Linked DNA regions of Mus musculus: all the other regions are linked to region 3. Evidence: chromatin loops called from intact Hi-C (ENCODE). Cell type or tissue: heart. All regions are shown on one strand.

Region 1 (5,000 bases), 49 kb before region 3:
CACCAACCCTGGAAGCAGTCCAAACAAAGATAAACCATCTTCTCTTACCTCCAGCCCCACCACAAACCAAAGCCTGGACCCTGGAGGCAGATGGCTCGGGGCTGCAGGTATTCTTGGTGGCAAAGCAAGCTCCTGGCTTCCTAAGCCCTGGTCTCTCAATCATACTAAGGGGACAATAATGACTCACATGCTGATGTCAGGAGCAATAAATGGAATTATTATGTAAAACTGTTAGCATTTAGTAGATGCTTACTACTGGTTTCCACCCAGGCCCACTCCCCTTCTCTCCCTCCGGTGCCAAACAAAGCCAGTCTGATAAAATCTGGATTCATATCATAAGCCGGCAGCTCCCATCTCCTGCAACTCGATCTTAGGAGATGACAAAGGAGACAGAGACTGGCCCTGGATGGTGAACCTGGAGTCACATCAGTGTGCAGAGCACCCTTGCTAGGTCCCAATGTCACCAGGCTCCTTGGTTTAGAATACAGGCATCTCAGAGACCTCCCTGTACCACAAAGCAGCTTTCAGGCTTTTGTGCCGACGCCGCGCAGCATCCTGTACTGGCTCAGTGGCAGAGGAACGGCCTAGAAAGTAGATCAGGCAGAAATGCACTCCCCAACTCAAAACAACATAAATTTTCTGCAAACACACATGAGAAAAAGTCTGACAATACCAAGAGGATGCCTACCTCCTTGAAGAAAACTGACGTTCCTTCCCCCAGTAGCCAGCAACTGTCAATTACTTTCAGATAGGGGTTCCCACCTATCTGATTTCATAAGCCCCTCCCTGATGAATAAGACAGGTTTTGGGGTTTTTGCTTTGTTTTGTTTTTGTTTTTTTGAGACAGGATCTCACTATGTAGTCTTAGCTGGCCTGAAACTAACTCACTATGCAGACCCAAGCTGGCCTCTGGGACTAAATGCATGAGCTACTCAGTCTGGCCCATTAGTAAGTGACTTAATACAAGCACTGCTTGAGTTAGCCTAGGCTATGTCAGAGAGCAAGAATTCGAGGCAATTTAGCATTCTAATGTCATTCCCCATTTCCCCAGCTTCTTACTACACAATGTTCCTGTTGTCTGATGGCATTCACAATGCCCATTTCATTCTGTTCTTAATTTTTAAAAGTTAATTTTTAATTATTTCATATACTATATTTTGAGATAGGAGGGATCTTGTGTGTGTATGTTGGAGGTGTGGGGGAATTCATGTCATTCTCAATAAAGTACCAGTTCTATGCCAGGAGAAGGTTAGACCTCAGGTGAGTTATGCTCAGTGTGGTGGTTTAAATGAGATTGCTCATAGGGTGGAATACTTGGTTCTTAGTTGGTAGAACTGTTTGGGAAGGATGGGGAGGTGTGGCCTTGTCGGAAGAAGTGTATGACTGGAAGCAGGCTTTGAGATTTCAAAAGCCCATGCTGTTCTGAGTTAGCGGCTCATGCTTGCGGACCAGATGTCAGCTCCCAGCTACTGCTCCAGTGCTATGCCTGCCTGCCTGCTGCCATGCTCCCCACCATGATGGTCATGAACTCAAACCCTTTGGAACGATGATCTCCGTGTTAAACCCTTTCTTTTACAAGTTGCCTCAGTATTGGTGTTTTATGATAGCAATAGAAAAAAGACTAAGACACTTAGTATTGGGTTCAAGTTGTAACCTCTAGTCATGTTCTGCAAACTGATGCAGGGAGGTCAGATCTCTGTGACCTGGGGTTCAGGGGTGCTATGGTGACAACCCTCAGGTCATCAGGAACATCATGACCGTTTATGAGAGAGGGGCACACACATCACAGGATGGGGGGCATTCATTCCAATACCATTAGGTGTTGTATTGGCCAGTACTCATGGGTCAGAGGAGTCCAGAATCTATAGGTCTGGAGATGAAAGTTACTTTGGGTTCAGTTTGGAAGCACAGGGAGGTGAAGTGCATTAGCACACGCCAGAGGTCCCAATATTCGGGAGGCTGGGGCAAGACGATCATGAATTTGAGACCAGTATGAGCTACATAGCAAGTCCCTATTTTAAAAGTGACAAACAATGGCTGCCGTGTAAGAACATCTCCTCCAAGCATCCCATCCAGCTCGCTCAGACTTCACCTTTCATTCATTCATACAGTCCACCACCTACACTGTCAGGCCCTCTAGGGGGCAGTGTTGATCCCTTGGGGCAGTGGAATGAACTAAGCCCATCACTGCTATAGCTGGCCCCTTTCAGGAGTTTTAAGAAATAATGGCAGGTGGATATTTGCTTGGCTTAGAGGCGGTACAAATCCAGGGAAGCCCTGGAATGCTGATTTTTCCCCCTTTTTTTTCTGTCTTAAGAGTCTGTGGAAGTGAGAAGGATGGGGGGGGAGGGGGGCAGAGATAAGACAGCTGGCAGGAATGTAGAACTCTGGGCAAGAGAATCACAAACCATTTCCAGTAGGATTCTGAGGGAGCTGTGCTCCTGTCTCCTCCACGAAGCTGTCAGTAAAATACACATCCTTCAGCAAATACTTCTGATGACTGCCTGGGCAGAAATCAGTGAAGTGCTATTTCTGTTCTCAACACAAGGAGGAGGAGGTAGGAACAAAATCTGGGCCTGGACGTCCCTCACAAATACAAAGTGGTTCTCCCTGCCTGCACAGTTTATGGTGTAGTGGGAGGGAGGCTTTGCAAATAAATAAACATCTATGGTTGTGTGTGCCAAGGCCTACACTGAAAGGGATCTTGGGGGGAAAGCTGAAGGAAAACAAAACATATATATATATTTAATATATATATATTTATATATATTACCATTAGGTGTTCTATTAGGGTCAGAGGAGTCCAGAATCTATGGGTCTGGAAATGAAAGTTACTTTGGGTTTAGTTAGGAAGCACAGGGAGGTGAACTGCACTAGCACACATCAGTCAGAGGTCCCAATATTTGGGAGGCTGGGGCAGGAGGATATCTATATCTATATCTATATCTATATCTATATCTATATCTATATCTATATCTATATCTATATCTATATCTATATCTATCTATCTATATGTATATATATAAAGGTATTAAGGGACTGGAGAGATGGCTCTGTGATTTAATTGCATCTGCTGCTCTTTCAGAAGACCTGGGTTCGGTTCCCAGCACCCATATGGCAGCTCACAACCATCTGTTCCACAGGATCCAATGTCTTCCTCTGGCCTCCTCAGGTACCAGTCATGCACATGGCACACATACATACCCACAGGCTAACACCCATATACATAAACAAACAAACAAACAAACAAATAAATACATAAATAAATACATAAATAAATAAATACATTTTTTTGTTTATAGTTTTTTTTGGTTTGCATTTTACTTGAGACAGGCTTTCACTTTTGCGCAAGGTAGACTCAAACTCACTATCTAACTGAGGATAACTCCAAAATCCTGATCTCTCTGCCTCAACCTCCCATTATAAGTGAAGGGTAGGCAGCTGAATCAGACCAGAGTCTGGACTTCTCTGGGTAGCACCTCTGAGGACGACCTGTCAGAACCCTGGATGTGCAAGCGCTTCTGTCCTGCTTTGTATTGCTCTTCCCAGCATGACCACCATAATCATACAGACAGTATTTACCTCTTAGGGATGGCTGGATGGTGGTCCCCTCTGGTATCCATATCTCAGTTGTGAGAACCTGTGAATGTCATATTATTTGGGAAAAGGGTCTTTCCCAACATGATGAAGTTAAGGATCATGAAAGGAGATACTTAGCTTGTATCATCCAGGCTTTCCTGACATGCTACACCACATACACTTACAAGAAAAGCAGAAGGCAACCAGACATAGGCGTGAGGCAGAGGCAGCAGAGGAAGACAGCCATAGTGACAGATATATCTAAGGGATGTGTAATGCTCCCTGCAACTGGGCAAGGGAGAAAGAGGCCTCACCCAGTTCCTTCGGGAGGCAGTGTGGCCCTTGCTGGCTCTTTGCTTTGGGGTCTTTGGCCTTCATAATTGGGGAAAAATAAATGCCTATTAGGAGGGTAACACACTGAGCATCCTGAACAGCAGAAGGACAGCAAGCATCTGTAAAGCGGATCTAGTAGATTCCAGGCACCAGTCATTGTGCATACCCATCCAACAACCCCATGCAGTATTTCCATTTATCAGATGGGCAAACTGATGCTAAATGAGGAAAGTTGGCCAAGGTGGGCTGGGATGGAGGAACATAACCCTACATGGACTGCTCTCTCCAGCTAGAAGACCAGAGCTCCCTGGACAGGGTCCTACTTTTCTGCAGGCGGCTCAGGAATCTGCGTATTGGGGCTGAGCTTATTTTTGATCCCAAATGATATTTTTACCAGATTTATCTCTGAGGTTTGGCTTCTTCTAAAAGTCAGGGATGACTAATTGTGGGGACAAAAAGACAAGATCTCAAATGACCTGAGTGGTGTTTCTGATGGATTTGCCAGAACGTAAATAGCCCTGATGGGCCTGTGGGGTGTTTCTCATTCTTTGTAAGGAAGGCCTTGGAAGCCGAGGCCCAACCCAGAGATGCCTTAGCATTGACTATAGGAACGATAGACAGACAGACAGACAGACAGACAGACAGACAGACAAGCTCACCCCATATGATAAACACAAGGAAAGTCTACCTTCCCAGAAATCTGCCTGACCCAGAGATCAGTACACCAGAAGCAAATTTCTAAAGTTTCTCTGGGAACCTCCTCAGGGGGAAAAAAAATCAGTTGGTTGTGCCCAGGAATCTGGGAGTCCAATTCCCCATAATAGTATTCTGCAGACTCCAGTAAGAGAGGAGGCAACTATGGACTAAAATAACCTCCAATATGTTAACATATCAGATGTTCCATATAGTAATACACGGCCTGGACCCACTTGAACAGCAATACACCTTGTAGCTACATGTGGCCTTATCAGGAGGCAGAGCCTGGATAAATCAATCCTGAAACCCATGGATTTCCAGGTCTCAGTGGTCCTCGTATATAAGAAACAATTTGCTGATGCCTCTAACACCACTGCTTGGGTAACTGAAAA
Region 2 (5,000 bases), 360 kb before region 3:
TCGAAAGACTTGATCCTTTGCTTCACAGAGAAAAACGAGGTAGATTCATGGGGCCAGCTCTGCTCACAGTAGTAGTGTCTCCTGGTGACTTTGAGTTTGTCTGGGATGAGGCCGCTTGCCTCGGGGACCGCACTGACATCCCCCACATCCACTGGTGGTGGGTTCCTAAGTGTTTCCAGTAGAGGTTTCACACTGTACACGCCCTGTTCGTTAGTCACGCCTTTGGCTGACTTCTCAGAGAGACTGCCACTCATTGCAGTGACCTGGGGGTCCTGAGGCGAGTGACTTGGGCTGGGTGGGGAAAGACCTTCTCGTCCAAAATGGCTCGAGAACTGGGCTGGCATGGAATAAGTCCTGGTGGCTGGCCTTGGTGTGAAGTAGGGGGGCTCTTCTCCGGCCAGGCCTACGGGTACGCCATTTTTGGGCACCCCGACTGAGGCTGGCATTTGGCTTGATTTGCCCTGGGAGTAATCTGGCATTTTGGAGGGCAGCTGCGGGGCGGAGGGGGAGGAGGAGGCCAGTCTGGCCATGCTGTAGGACCAACGCATTTCCTGTTCCCCCTGGGAGGCCTGGGAGGGAGGGAAGTGCGGCTGCTTTGGGGACGATTCTGCTGACTGCCTGAGTCGGACCGAACTCTTCTCCTGACAGTTGCTCTGGGTTAAGAACCCGCCCTTTCTGTCACTACCAGGTGGCTTGTCGCCACATGCATTCTTTGGCATTCTTTCAGAAGAAATCTCAATGATTTTTAGCTGGTTTGTCCTTTCCAGAGGATCACTAGCCATTTTTTCGGTTCCTTTCTCACTGATGCCCTGGGGCTGGGCTGCTTCTGTTAACACCAAGTCTACTCGGCTGTGTGTGAACTGCTTGCTCTGTCTGACCCCTGCCAAGGCTATATTGGTCCTCGATGCGGAGGGACTCACTGACCCAGAGTTAGCATGGGGCACCTTGCCCTCTGGTCCATACCTAGGGGGCCTGGAGGTGGCTGGACAGCTTGTGTCAGATTCCAGGTAGACAGCCATGTGGAACCTATTGTTTGCACCTTGCTCAGGGAGAGGCTTGGGGGAGGTCAGGGGAGAAGTAATGGTTCTAATGCTTGTGTCAGATGCGGAGGTCCTCAGCGACCCAGAGGCAGCCAGGGGTGGCTTGCTCTCTGGCACACACTGGGGAGGCTTGGAGGTGTCTCCAGCAGTGTTCTTAGGCTCCTCTTGGTCAGCTATGTGGAGCCTGTGTGACACTGCCTTAGAAAGCATTTTATGGGCAGCCTGGGGTGAAGGCAAGGACTTCCTGTGGTCGGTCCTGCCGCCCTTAGCGGGACTGGCCACAGGTGCCTCCGGACTGGCTTTGCTTTTGCTGTTCAGCCTCTTAAGCTTCGGGCTGCCCTTGGGCTTCTGACAGTTACTTAGTGTTTCCACTGGGCTTTTAGGGGATAGGTCCTTATTTTCTTGACTCTTCTGCCGGGGAGGTGGACTCTTAGGCACAGCCATTCCCTTTCTGTGGCTGGGGTTCACCGTGTTGCCTTTCGAGCCAGGACTCATAGCCAGCATTGAGGGTTGTTCCTTCTCAGATTTGCTCTGCAGATGTGCGCCTTGGCTGTCTTTATTTATGTCTTTAAACCAGGTCATGATAGGCCTCCTGGAGGTCGTTTTTGGTTTCTGTAGCAAGCCGTCCAGGTTGCCGCCCTTGGCAATGTGTAGGTTTGCCAAAACGGCCTCTCCATTCTTAGGGCCCTCGGCCCCCAGGGCATACACACTGCTCATGACATGAGAGGCATCTGCTCCTTTGTCTGGGGTTCCCTCATCCAGCAGGTCCTGTCCCAAACCATTTACCATATCTGGGTTCCTGAGCACAAATGGCGGGTTTCCACAAGGTCTGGTCGTTTGAGAAGGCTGGCTGTCTCCCACGACTGAGCCGGTGCTGCTGACCGCCAAGGTTTCCTCTGCGCACCCGGGCATGTGGCTCCGTGAAGTCTGTACGCCCGCCCAAGTCTCATGCTCCAGAGAGCTTACATCCAGGAAGGAAAATGGCTGGGAAGAGCCCGGGATGCAAGTGTTCGAGGCTCCTGTCATGAAGCAGGCTTTCTCGCAGGCGTCCCCCACCGGCTCCCTCACAGTCTGCTGTACCGAGGGAACTGCGCCGCCTGCAGCCTGGGCAGGAGCTTGGGCAGGCACTGGGGTCTCAGGACAACCACCTGGGGCACAGATTTCTATTTGCTCGTCCTCAGACTCACTGCTACCTTCCTTACGGGAGGACTCATGAGATGGAGGAGCTGGCCAGTTGTTCCTGGCCGCTGCTCGTGGATCTTCAACAAGAGACTCGGGGTCTGAAGACGAGTCTTCAGCATCGCCATACATGGACGAGGGCGAAGGTTCCGAGACGCCGTCTTCGTGGAAACTGCTAAAATTTCTGGAGTAGTTGTTCAGAAAGTTTTTGTTCCCAGCCAACTGTTTGTCAGGATGGACGGAATCCAGAACGGAAGGCTGGAAGGTCCACTGAGGGGGTGGGGGTGAGCCTGTGCCTCCGGTCTTCCCATGGTGGGAACTGCCACCCCCAGCTCCCCCTGGTGGCTGACTCTCAAAAATGTCCTGGTGAGTCCTGCAGTCTGCTCTCTGAGGAGACTGAGAAAGCCACGCCTCCGGGGCTTCCCCAATGAACTTGTCAATGTCTGTCACCGGGCTCTCTGTGCTCCCCGACAGGGTCCCATCAGTAGTCACTGGCACAGAGGGACCGGCGTGTGACAACTTTCCAGATGCTGACGCTGTTTCTTCAAGCAGAGCCCTATCTTTCAAGCTTGTAGGTACGCAGTGTCCTGGAGTTTCCAGGGCCTTGCTGGGACCCGAGGGGTCTCGGCTCCTTTCCTGACCCAGGAGGGAGGGATGAGGGATGGCCGTAGCTCGTGTCTCTCCTATGCTCATGGGGACAGCTGCTCTCCTGGTGCTGGGAGTGCTGTCCCCAGGGCCAGCCCAAGTCCTGCTGGAGTCGGGAAGAGCTGAGGCCTTCTCCCTGGGAGACAGGCTTCTCTGGCTGGCTGGCTTCATTTTAGATACGCCCTGGGACTCAGGCTCCGAGGTCCCGGGAGACACAGGCTGGCTGAGGCTCTCAGGTTGGAGGACTTGCTCGGTGACTGCAGGAGTCTCGCTGGAGTCAGGACGAACTTCCCTGCTCTTCCCTGGGGAAGGGGGATGGTCTGAGGACCCATCCCATCCTGTATAGGGTAGGGGAGAGGAAAGGGAAGTGTAAGCAAACGGGAACCCTCTAGAAGTTCTGCAAACATAAGCCATCTCAATACTGTTTCTCAGAAGTCCACAGCCTGCATCTAGACCTTTGGTTTTTTTCTCTCTCCAATTGTAGAGCGCTCAGATCTAGGAACCACCACCCTGCTTTAATGGCCTTAAAGTAACTGGGACAAGCAGAATGGACATTTAAACTTGCCCATTTCCCTCTTTGTTTGCTTTCAGATAGGAGACACCAGAAATCTTCTGCCTGGGTTTCTTTACCCAAATGTCTCTGCCGTCAGCAGTTCTGGAAAGACAGACACCGTTGGTTGTATTCCTTAGCTTTGGCCTAGACTGGGCAGAGGCTTCGTGTCTTACCTCATTCCAGCATCTATTTATCTGACTATGAGTGACTCGGACTGTACCAAGAAACAGTTCAACCTCCAAACCACAGGGAGGCTTGCTTTTTTTTTTTTTTTTTTTTTTTTGCGCTGCACAGGAGACGGAGCCGACGCTCCAGGTGGGGCCCTTGTTGGTACTGAGCTTCAGCTCGGCTTTGAAGTGACTTGTCCAAACAGGGGATCTGAAAGCCAGTTATTCCAGGAAGCCTTAACGGTAGAGGAAGCTTGAGAGGGGCTCATGAGGGACGGATTGCTCCGAGTGGGGAGGAGAACACCAGGCTGAAAGCACAGAGGCACAAAAGAGCACACAGCTCCGAGAAGCAGGGACCGTTGGAAGGGGGGCAGTTGGGGGGGGCATGGCATGTCACTCAGGGCAGGTGCTGAGAGCCGCTCTGTCCTAGGGTGTCTCCTCAGAAAGCCCAGTAGCATGCACTGCACTCTCTTGGGCTAATATCACTTTGACAAGTGACCCACAAAAGGTCTTCGTATGAGCAGTGTTACCCCAAATGTTAAGTATATGTCCTCAAAGCTTTATAATTATTAATTGGTTTTAAATACAGAGTCTTGGGGCTGGAGAGATGGCTCAGTGGTTAAGAGCACTGACTGCTTTTTCAAAGGTCCCGAGTTCAAATCCCAGCAACTACATGGTGGCTCACAACTATCTGTAATGGGATCTAATGACCTCTTTTGGTGTGTCTGAAGACAGCAACAGTGTACTCATATAAATAAAATAAATCTATTAAAATGTTTTTAAAAAAAGAGAGTGTCTTGAGTATCCCAGGCTAACCTTGAACTCACTATATACCAGAGGGCGACCTTGCGATAACCATTGAGCCATCTTACTGGCCCTGCTCACATGACACTTTGATATTGGGTTTCAGCAAGTTCAGTAAGGCAGGCCATGAACCTGCCACCATCCTATCTTGGCCTCAGGACTGGTTGGGATTATAGGTTTGTGTCACTGGGCTTGGCTTTAATTGAATCTTTTATCCCCCTCCTGTTGTCCCTTTATGAATAATTACAAACTAATTATTAGCCAATAATGAAGTCTTAGCACCGTGGAAGGAGATTTCCACACAGTTAATTTTCTTCCCAGTACTGGGAGGTGGGTGGGCCCTGTGCATTGAGAGAACGAGGAAGGGAGTCACCGAATGGTTAGGTAACATGCCCAAGCTCACAGTTCACAGGCGGGAGAGCCAGGGTTTGCTCCACAGCTTGTGCTTGGCTAAACCTGAACCCTGTGGCCTCCGTGTGGAGCGTGTGGCAATAACAAGGCTGGTTCATCAAGACGCCCATGGAGATGGCGTGGAACTACCCAGGCCTGCTGTGGGAGACGAGCTGCTGCCAGCAATACCTGCTGATCCAGATGTTGTTCTCATTCAACTAT
Region 3 (5,000 bases):
ATGCAAGCCCGTCCACCTGAGTTTAGCCCCTGGAACCTGTGATGAAAGGAGAAAACTGACTCCACAGAATGCTCCTCTCACTGCTACACCTGAGGCACGTCACATACTCACTCACACTCACCAACATGTACACACACACACAGAGAGAGAGAGAGAGAGAGAGAGAGAGAGAGAGTCTGAAAGGACTTCTCCAGATTGCTGCTTTGTCAGATGTTAAAACCCCAAACTCCCTAACTTGGCTCAACTACTTGTGCTCAGAGCCTGCAGGTGGGCTTTGTCTCTGCTCTCTGAATCCCACCCCTGCCCCACAGTTGATGACTCTTTTCTGTCTTCCTCACAAGCTGCCATCCACTAGCTTAGACCTTCACTGCCTCCTCGACCATCGCGCTGCAAGAATCTCCTCATTAGACTCGACGTCTCTCCTCTCCCTGTCTCAGTTCTTTCCACAAGAATTTCCCGGAAGCAAATACCTGATTGTGATAGACCCTTGTTCAAAAATCCCAACTATTTCCCAACTGTCTGGAAAACCAGATTCATGTGGGTCAAAGCTCAGTCTCTGGTGCCATGAAAGAATCCAAAGACAGGATCAACCTTTCTGCATACACTTCCTCCTCTAGGTGGACCCCCGCAAAGCTCCACAATCCCCACAGTGAAAAGGGGGCTTTGTTCTCCTCCATACCCCTAAGATGTTTTATTTGGAACTTACTTAAATTTAGCAATTTAATCATACCTTCATTCCTTCACCCACTAAGCATAGAGAATTTACTCTAAAGCCAGAGGGCTCTAGCTTGTATCATCGCTATAAAGAGACATCTCTCCTGCTACACTGAAACGCTTGCCAGCAGGGACAGAGTCTCTTTACTCTGTGCACTTCCCTTGGAAGCCCTAGACCCAGCAAACCACAGGTGCTCCAAATGATTGAAATGAATAGAGGAATTATCATACGTTTCCTTAAATAGTAAACTGCCGTAAGTGCATCCAAAATCAATTTCAATGATAGATGTAAAGCGCCATTCAATATCCTTTTTCTTTTTCTAGGCGGTTATTAACTATGCCAAGGGGATGCATTTATATACCTCACATGGTTCTGATTTTTTTCCCAACACCTACCAGCCCTGCTACTCCTACCCGGTAACACACCACACAAGCTCACACCACGGTGTAGCTTTTATAGTAGCAGCAGTTCCTGGCTCATCCAAATAGAAGAAGAAATTCATGGAGCTAGAACAACCACCCACAGCCAGGGGTGTGCTCTGAGAGATTTTATTCCGCCCTCACAAGCAGTCCTCCCACACCACACCTGCCAGCGTGTACCTACCTGGCTCCCACCCAGAAGGCACGGGCCAGAAAAAGCTGACCCAGTAGAAACAGTCGAGACCCTATCGCCCAAGCCTGGAGCAGAGATGAATGTGGGAGGTTCCTCCCCCCCCCCCCCCCCAAGAGAAGTGCTGTGAAGATTCAGGGGTGTGTCTGCAAGAGAAACTCACTTTCTTTGGTCACTCCACAACCACTTAACCTTCAGGAGCTTCATTGTGACTTGTCAAGCAAAACCCATGGAAGAGGCAAGCCCCAGCTCAGGCCTCCACAATGCCCAAATCTCCAGTATATGCCTGGACTCTGGAATGCCCCAGTGTCCGACTTTCCAGTGTTTGCCACCAGCACATGCCAGACCTGGTGTGACTCCAGGGTCCCTTATCAAGAGCTATGCAGAGAGCAGGGCTGCTGAAGGGCCGCTGGTAAACTTCTGTCCAGGGTCCTAGATGCTCCCCCCACCACAATTCAGTCTTGTGCTTCATTGGGAAAGGCGGGCAGGTGGTTTTTTTTTTGGGGGGGGGGACTTCAGGAAGAAATACTTTCCTACTGGAACATCCCTTATCTCCCTGGCAGATGACATTAAACCCCCAAAGATGCCCTTGCTCTTCATGCGGACTCTTTCTCGCGCCACTTAGTGGGCAGGGGGGTTAGCGAGAGATGAAGCGCGGGAGGATGGTCCTTAAAACAGTAACTGGCTAAGGTAGAGAGACAAACCAACACACTGGGATAAGGATTCTTGGCCCGATTTAGGCGTCCCAGGCAAGGCGCCTCCGGTTATCCCGCTGTCTCCATCTCGCTCCGCCCAACCTCTCTCCTCCACTGTGCCCCTCTTACCTCCCACTAGAAGGAAGAGGAGTTTGCGCCACCTAACGCGGGGACCCACTTGGGTGCCCTCACTCGCCTCTTTGCTTGAACTGGGATCCCCACACCCGATTGTCACTGAACTTTCTCCAGCGCACACCGTCTTGGGGTTATCGAGCTCAGCTACCCCGCTAGCCCACCCGAAGCCCCACCCCCGTCGCGGCTGCGGCGCCAGGTCTCTTCACCTGTTCGCGGATCGGCGGAGGCTCGAGCCGCTCCTGGAGCGTCCAGACTCAGGCGCCGCCCGGCGGTGCCGGCGCAGCTACCGCCGCCCCTGCCACCACCACCACCGGTGCTGTTGCCGCGCCTGCCGGGAGAAGCCGCGCCGCAGGGGTTTGCTGGTTGCCGCCGGAGGCGCGATCCCGAGCGTCTTGCGATCGGTGGGGCGCTTGGAGGGCGCCCGCCGCAGCCGCCCCGCCGCGTCCCACTGCCCGCCGCTAGTACGCACTGGCGCTGGGAGTGAGCTTCTCGCTGCGCAGCGCAGGGATGCTCCGAGCCTCCAGAATGGGCGGGGATTCCTTCCCTCTGCTGGATCCGAGGGGCGGGAACTACCTTCCCGGAGTGACAGGCCCAGGGGGCGGGGATTCCCCTGCAGGAATGACAAGGTGGGCGGGGATTCCCCCGAGCAAGCCCCTGAGCGGGGAGGACCGCTCTCCCAGGGAAACAGCAGTCCTAGTGCGCCGGCTTCCTGGGGATCCTGGGAGGAACCGATCCAGGGAGACTGCGGCTCAGAAACGCCATGTAGGCAGGGCTTGGGGCGCCATCTAGGTGGAAGAACTAGAGCTAGGAGGTTTAATTTCCTTTTGCATAGCACTTAACATAGCACATAGCGGAGAAAAATGTCAATTGCCTTATCAGAGATTGGGTGGGGAGGCCCAGGGAGACCGGAGAAAAGCCAACCATCCATCCACTGGCCTCTGGTCCTTAGGATACTTAATATAGTCTTGGTATGAGCATTCCTCGGGAGAGAGAACCTCTTTGCGTCTTAAGAACCTCAGAGCTGTTAATCCTTCAATTAAGCCGCTAGAGGAAATTCCATGGGCCCCAGGATGGAGGATTTGGACGTTGTGAACCTCCTTCTGAGTGAACCTCAAGAGCTAAGGCCAACTGCCCTTCGTTTTATTCCAGGTCACTGGGAAAACGGGAGCCTCTAGCTTTTTGGATGCTTCATCCCACAGATTTTCAGGAAGTCTTCAAATATTTTTGGTTCCCTTTTTTTTTTTTTTTTTTTTTTTGTCATCCTTGTCATTCTGCCTACCACAGGGAGAGGACGATAAGAACATAATAGGGAGACCGCACGGCTCTGCAAATTAAGCTCTCTTGAGAGGAAAAAGCTGGTCTTTTTCAAGTGCTGGCAGATAAGGGTAAAAACATAGGAAAAATTACAAACCTCGGGATCATGAGTTGGTGAATAATGCTTTTGACATTTTCTGCAGAACAGTAATTGGAAATCTTTTGCTTTGAGGGAGGTGAGGATACGTTGGAGCATGGCTAGGCTCTAGATTTGCCCAGCAAAGCATTAAGAGCTGCTCTCTTGGAAGAGCAGCTACGTCACCTGCAGCCCTCATGGAGTGTCCCTCAGCACCAGAGACCAGAGTAGACCCAAGGCGTTTCTAGATAGTATTTTCAGCAAGTGTTGGGGTTCTTGGATTCAGCTTTTCCTTGGCGTTTATAATTCCCAATCCACAGAGATCAATGTCTATACAAATCCAGGCCTGGGTATTATAAACGGCAGTCTTCACCGCCTGAAAGCTTCTCCTCCTGTCTATAGAGAAAACCCTTACCATGCAGAACGGAGCAGTGGATTGTTCTGTGTAGCGCTTAGGAGGTGTTCAATGAAATAGGCACCATTGCCTAGAAAGGTGTTATTAGGATGCCACTAAAAATCCTCCCACAATTATGCAGTGCTATCTGTTTGTTCAGCGATCCCAGGCTCAGCTGCCACCACCCCCTCCCAATCTCAGGAGCCATGAAGAGGCCACCTGTGTCTTTTAAGCCTCTGTACTCCCCACCTGGCACAGCGCTGCTATGCATCCAGCTCGCAACTGAATATGCAAATGGTCACCACTCCAAAGGTTCTCATTGCTCCCTCTCACTCAGCCGGTTCCAGTCCTTCCAGCCCGCTCTGTGCTCCAACAAGAAGAGTGTTTCTTTTGTCAGAAGGACACTCTCCCTTTCCAGGCTCTACTGAGATCCCTCACAACACAAGCATCAGGTGCCCTCTTCCTCCTCATCTGCTACAAAAGTAGCACTTCATTCATGACAACAGAGCCCTTCCCAGGTGTGCTAAGTTGAGGAGCTGGGAGTACGTGGAAGCAAAAAACAGATCTTAGGATGTTTCTAAAGTTCAGTGCATCATGGTGTCCAGTCAAATAGCCAGCCTCTCTAAAACACGAACAAAAGCAAAGCGAGCTACTACTAGTGTGTTGGGGAGACGACTCACTTGCCATGCAATCGTAAGGATCTGGGTTTGAATCTCCGGACCCCAACTAAAGCCAGGCGTGGTAGTGCATTATTAATCCAAGCGTGCCTTCAGTGAGATTAGAAGCACGGTCTAGGGGAATCCTAAGAAGCTTGGACCCCTTCCTAGTGTAGGAACAGTAAACAGTAACAACAAAGAGAGCTTGTAGACAAGGTGGAAGGTGGAAACTAACACTTCAGGTTGTCTACTGGCCTCCACAGGTTTGCAATGTCACATACACACACACACACACACACACACACACACACAGAGAGAGAGAGAGAGAGAGAGAGAGAGAGAGAGAGAGAGAGAGAGAGAGGAGAGAGGCACATGCATAAAGGTGGGCGAATTATTAAATATATGT
Region 4 (5,000 bases), 90 kb before region 3:
CCAGAGGGGTCAAGGACACCACAAGAAAACATACAGAACCAACTAACCTGGGCCCATAACGGCTCACAGAGACTGAACTACTAATCAGAGAGCATGCATGGAATGGACCTAGGCCCTCTGCACATATGTAACAGTTGTGCAGCTGGGTCTTCATGTGGGACTCTTAAAGCAGGAGCCAGGCCTGTCTCTGACTACGTTGTTAGTCCTTGGATCTCTTTCCCTACTGGGCTGCCCTGTTCAGCTTAATAGAAGAGGAGATGCCTAGTCTTACTGCAGCTTGATGTGCCCAGGCTGGTTGATATCCATAGGAGGGCTCCCGTTTTCTGAGGAGAAGGGAAGGAGTGGGGGGGGGGTGGAGAAGAATGGGCTTTGAGGAGAAAAGGGAGGCAAAGCTGTGGTTGGGATATGAAGTAAATAAATAACCTAATTAATAAAAAGCGATTCTTTCCTATTCAAATTACAGAGGGGGACTTTCTATTTTTTTTTCTTTAGAATTAACATCATGATAATACTGGAGGAGATATTAAATGTCAAAAGCAAAAGACTAAGCGACTCATTCAAATGAGCTCAATATCAAAACACACTCATTAGGCAAGTTAGTCTCTTTCCTTTATCTTCGGAAATGAATTAGCATCCTCTCTTGGACACTGGTTGTGTCAGGAAGGATATTTTCCCTGTTTCTGTTCACCCAGCAATGTGACAGACCCCACGCTCCCTCTCCTCTGTCACTCGCCAGGAAACTTGAAGGGAGTTTTATTTATTAATTTTTCAATCTTTAATTTTTAGGGGAGACTGGGAACCTATGACAACAAGCCAAGCGGTCAGTTTCTCATATTTAGGGGCTATCACAGAGGTCCAACTGCTATGGCTGTGTCTTGCTTGGGGACATTACAGAGGTCAGCCTTCTATGGATGCACCTTGCCTGGGAGACACTACCTTTGTGATCACATTCTCTCCTCTTCTGGGTAGTTTGAAAAGAACCCAAACCACCAGATCTCAGGGAACTTACCAAAGTTTCAGTGCATGGGCATAACTTGAAAATAAGAACAAGGTTGGTACTGCCCAAGGTGGTGCCCAAGCCATGGGCTCTAAGAGATCACACACCATGGTTCAACTGAGGCAAGGCAAAAACACTGGGAAATCTGCAACAGAGAGCTACCCCAGAGAGCCCCGGGCCAAGCCAGAGTCACTGCGGGGACCAGCCCTAAGGCTGCAAGGTTCTAAGGCATTACAGGCTCTTGTGTTTAGAGTAATAAACAGACATACTCAAAGGGGAAATGAAAAGGTTAGGAGAGCACGTGCACAAATACACAAGCCTACATACACATGTGTGCACACACATGCACAAGCCTACATACACATGTGTGCACACGCATGCACAAGCCTACATACACATGTGTGCACACACATGCACAAGCCTACATACACATGTGATATTGCCGAGCCTCGTTGTGGAATCTAGAAATATTTATTTTATTTTCTTACCTACCAGCCTCTTCAAAAGCAGAGATGGCTAGATGAAGGCAAATGCTATCACTGTAAACGGTTGTCCTATATGAACACAGATGGAGCTGGCTGGCCTCCCTACTCATTCCCGAGAGGTGCTTTTTTTCTAGCAACAACTTTGGCTATTCATTCCATGAGTGATTTATCAATCATCTTCAATAGACTAGGCATCATGCAGAATATAAAAACAGAGAAATACAGCAACATTCATGCTAGTTAAAAAGATAGCCAACAAGAGGCATCAGGACGTAAGCAAAAAGGAAATTTATCATAGAGTCAATGCTAAAAGAGGAGAGTAGGTGAAGATCAATGGAGATAAGAGGAAATTCAACAAGGGAAAAGGTTATTCATTGCCTCTTAAGAAAGGATGGATTAAGTAGGCTAAAAGCATGTTTGGAAGAATTTCTGGATTCATTAAGAATCCTACTTTTGGCTGTGTATTGTGGTGCACACCTTTAATCCCAGCACTCAGGAGGCAGAGGCAATTGGATCTGTGTGAGTTCAAGGTCAGCCTGGTCTATATAGGGAGCTCCAAGCCAGTCAGGGTTACATAATGAGACCCTATCTAAACATACATACACACACACACATACACACGCACAGAGAGAGAGAGAGACACACGGAGACACAGAGACAAAGAGACAAAGACACAGAGACACAGAGAGACAGAGACACAGAGAGACAGAGACAGACAGAGACCGAGACGGAGAGACAGATTTCCCATCTAGGACTACTAAATGACATATAGCAGAGTAATTACTAAATGAATGGAGGTATGGATGGGTAGACTGATAGACAGGTAAACAAAAGCAATAGCCATCATTTGATTCAGCTAGAAGCTAGACTCTTTCAGCTGGAAGCTAGACAGCCAATGAAAACACCAATCAAACACCTCTGCCAGTTCTGCCCTAAGTATATCCCATGTGCTCCTCCACCCTTGATTCTTGTCCAAGTCCTCTGAGAAGATTGTACAAATGAAGAAACAGAGGCCTCAGCAAGTTACAGCTTTACAAATTCTTATGGTCAGCACCTAAAATGTCTCCCCACGGGGTTAATGTTTGAACAGCCATCTGTGCCTTAGGTAGGGTACTGCTTGGGAAGGCTGTGGAACCTTTAAGAGGTAGAGCCTAGATGGATGACGGTTTTGGGAGGGAAAGCTGAGCATTACAGTCCATCTCTGCTTCCTGTCCTGTCTCTCTCTGTGGACATGATCCATCCAGTGAAACCTCACGTTCTGGGAGCTGCAGTTATGAGCTGGTCCTGCAGCCACGCCTTCGCCACAGTGAGGGACTGCACCCTACACCACGAGCCAAAAACAAACCCCTTCTTCCTCTAGCTGCTTCTCCTCCAGTATGTAATCGCAACAAAGGAAATTCACCATACACTAATTTAGTGGATTGATCAAAGTCATAGAGCCTCCGAATGACAGAACAAGGATTTGGGGTAGGCAATTCTGGCTGCAGAGCCAGGCCCCCTCCTCCCACTGCCTGGAATAGTAATTGGTTTAGAAGCACATGGTTCTCAGATCTGGGCTCCCTTGAGACTGAGCAGCCACTACTGGGCTTTAGCAAACTGGTTCTATGCCAGAATACCAGAATCTGGGGAAACTAAGACAATGCTTTTAAAGAAAACTATACTGTCAGGGATAGGAAAATGGTCCAGTCGGTAAAGAACTTTGCTGCACAAGCCTGAGAGCCTAAGTTCAGATCTCCAGCACAAACCAGGAACAGTGGTATGTGACTATAATCCTAGGACTAGGGAGGCAGGGCCCGGAGGATCCCAGGGGCTAGTATGTACCCACAAACACATATACATCGAGAGCCTAAGTGTGTGTGTGCATGTGCATACACGCATATGCTTCTAAATGTGAAACTACTTGACTCTTGAGTATAACAAGGCTTTTTTTTTTCAAAAAGAAAGAGATAAGAAGAGAAGGAAAGAAAGAGAGAAAGAAGAAAAGAAAAAAAGAAAAAGTTAACACTGTGTAACCCTGTACAACAATGCCACAAGCTTAGGCCCCAGACTTCCAAAGAACAACCCCTGCCTGGCGCATTACCAAGGATCACTTCCTCTGCAGCGGTCCATCCTCAAAGAAAACTGTATTGTGTCTGGTGGACAGATGTTGCGATGAGCAAGCCATGAAGGCTCAAAGGAAATAGGTGGCTTTGCACCTGCTTTTAGAAGAGAGCTTTGATTCAGTGTTGGTCCTCAGGAGCTAAACTAGGCTCCCTGGAGTCTCACTACTACCCAGGCATGGGCCCTAACTTTGTAGTTATTGGAAAGTGAGTTGACCTTTGACCTACAGGTCATTTCTTCCTCCTTTTGAAAATGCAGCAATATCTGGGCAGGGCTATAGGTTCTGTATTCATTAGTTGATGCACTACGTGTTTAGTGACAGTGGGCGTGTCTGAAAGAATGAACCAGGTCCTTGTAAACCAACAGTTTTCCTAGGGAAAGTTGGGCTGCGTGAGAATGTCTGAGGAAGGGGTTAGGGAGGGGCAGCAAGCATCAAAGGGAAGCTCCGAAGTCAGAAGCAGTAGATCTCCAAGGGACCCTACAAACAGAGGTACTAGGACCCACAAACGTGTTCCCCATAGCTCCACCACAGGAGGATGGTTTTTCTGAGAAGTCTGCTTTTCTGAGGCCAGGCATCTTTCGTTACGTGTGGGTCAGTTTCTCCTCTGCTCTAGCTGTCTCTGACCCTGCTGGGGCTGCTTCTGACTTCATTGTGCAGCTATGGATGCCCATAGACAAGACACTGAGAAAATTCTGAGATGAATTCTTCTTCCAAAGACAAAAAGCAGCCTCTCCACTAAGTCAGTTTTCACTGCTGAACAAAGGAAGGAAAGGAAAGGAAAGGGGAGGGGAGGGGAGGGGAAAGGAGGTGAGGGGGGGGAGGGGAGGGGGGAGGGGAGGGGAGGAAGTGGTTGGGATGAAGGAAGGGAGTGGAGGGAAGGAGAGAAGGAAGGAAAGGGGCAGGGGGGAGGGGGCGGGGGGGGGAGATGGGAGTGGAAGAGAGGAAGGGAGGGAAGGAGAGAAACAAGATGCAAAGTAAAGTCACCCTCGAGCTCATCGGCCAAGAGACAATCATGATTTTAGATGTCCTTCATCTGAGCTGGAAGTTATACGCTTAGCTGTATTTTGCGTATTTAATTATGCACATAATTTAAACAAAAAATTCTTGTGCATGCATGTGTATGTAAGTGTGTGTGTGTGTGTGTGTGTGTGTGTGTGTGTGTGATATTCAGGTGGCTGGGGAGGCCAGAGGAGGGTGTTGGATCTCTGGAACTCTTGTTCCAGGTGGGGTAAGCCACTTGCGCATGGGTGCTGGGAACGTTATTCAGGTCCTCTGGAGGGGCATCAAGTGCTCTTAACTGCTGAGCCATCTCAACCCCACTGAGGTTATTTTTAATCGTGTATTTTCACTTCTTTTATCTTCAACATTTTTATAATAGCATAATTAATCCTTCAAGGCTTTAATAACTTCATAAAGT

What was found. A loop is a pair of places that touch in the nucleus more often than their neighbours do. Peaks named below come from ENCODE experiments on the same cell type or tissue, not always from the same donor. Only the 100,000 strongest peaks of a DNase experiment are listed, where the experiment ranks them.
Region 1: a loop joins it to region 3, with 2.0 times the contacts of the local background. A loop is called at or near these places in 10 of 42 quality-filtered maps.
Region 2: it touches region 3 in a loop (3-fold over the local background); 3 of 42 quality-filtered maps call a loop at or near these places.
Region 4: it touches region 3 in a loop (2.5-fold over the local background); 3 of 42 quality-filtered maps call a loop at or near these places.

What each region holds. Positions count from the first base shown.
Region 1 is chr15:12,687,778-12,692,777 of GRCm38, forward strand. The region is part of intron 2 of Pdzd2 (PDZ domain containing 2); the gene reads right to left. Among named protein-coding and RNA genes, the nearest start is that of Gm41273, 39 kb to the left of the region's middle. In heart, a CTCF peak has its summit at 2,139 (motif pointing right); no DNase peak of the experiment used is centred here.
Region 2 is chr15:12,373,179-12,378,178 of GRCm38, forward strand. Pdzd2 (PDZ domain containing 2) reads right to left here. Exons shown (of 26, transcript NM_001081064.2): 21 at 1-3,202. Among named protein-coding and RNA genes, the nearest start is that of Golph3, 54 kb to the left of the region's middle. In heart, a CTCF peak has its summit at 2,570 (motif pointing left); DNase peaks (open chromatin) are centred at 523, 1,033, 2,563, 3,003 and 2 weaker places; H3K4me3 peaks cover 1,477 bases; H3K27ac peaks cover 1,747 bases; H3K27me3 peaks cover 522 bases.
Region 3 is chr15:12,737,257-12,742,256 of GRCm38, forward strand. It overlaps Pdzd2 (PDZ domain containing 2), which reads right to left and starts at 2,636. Exons shown (of 26, transcript NM_001081064.2): 1 at 2,361-2,636. In heart, a CTCF peak has its summit at 2,929; DNase peaks (open chromatin) are centred at 1,655 and 2,765; H3K4me3 peaks cover 2,075 bases; H3K27ac peaks cover 1,344 bases; H3K27me3 peaks cover 1,194 bases.
Region 4 is chr15:12,646,853-12,651,852 of GRCm38, forward strand. All of the region lies in intron 2 of Pdzd2 (PDZ domain containing 2), which reads right to left. Gm41273 (a long non-coding RNA gene) reads left to right here and starts at 4,734. Exons shown (of 4, transcript XR_003951631.1): 1 at 4,734-5,000. In heart, no CTCF peak of the experiment used is centred here; DNase peaks (open chromatin) are centred at 3,019 and 3,599; H3K27ac peaks cover 497 bases.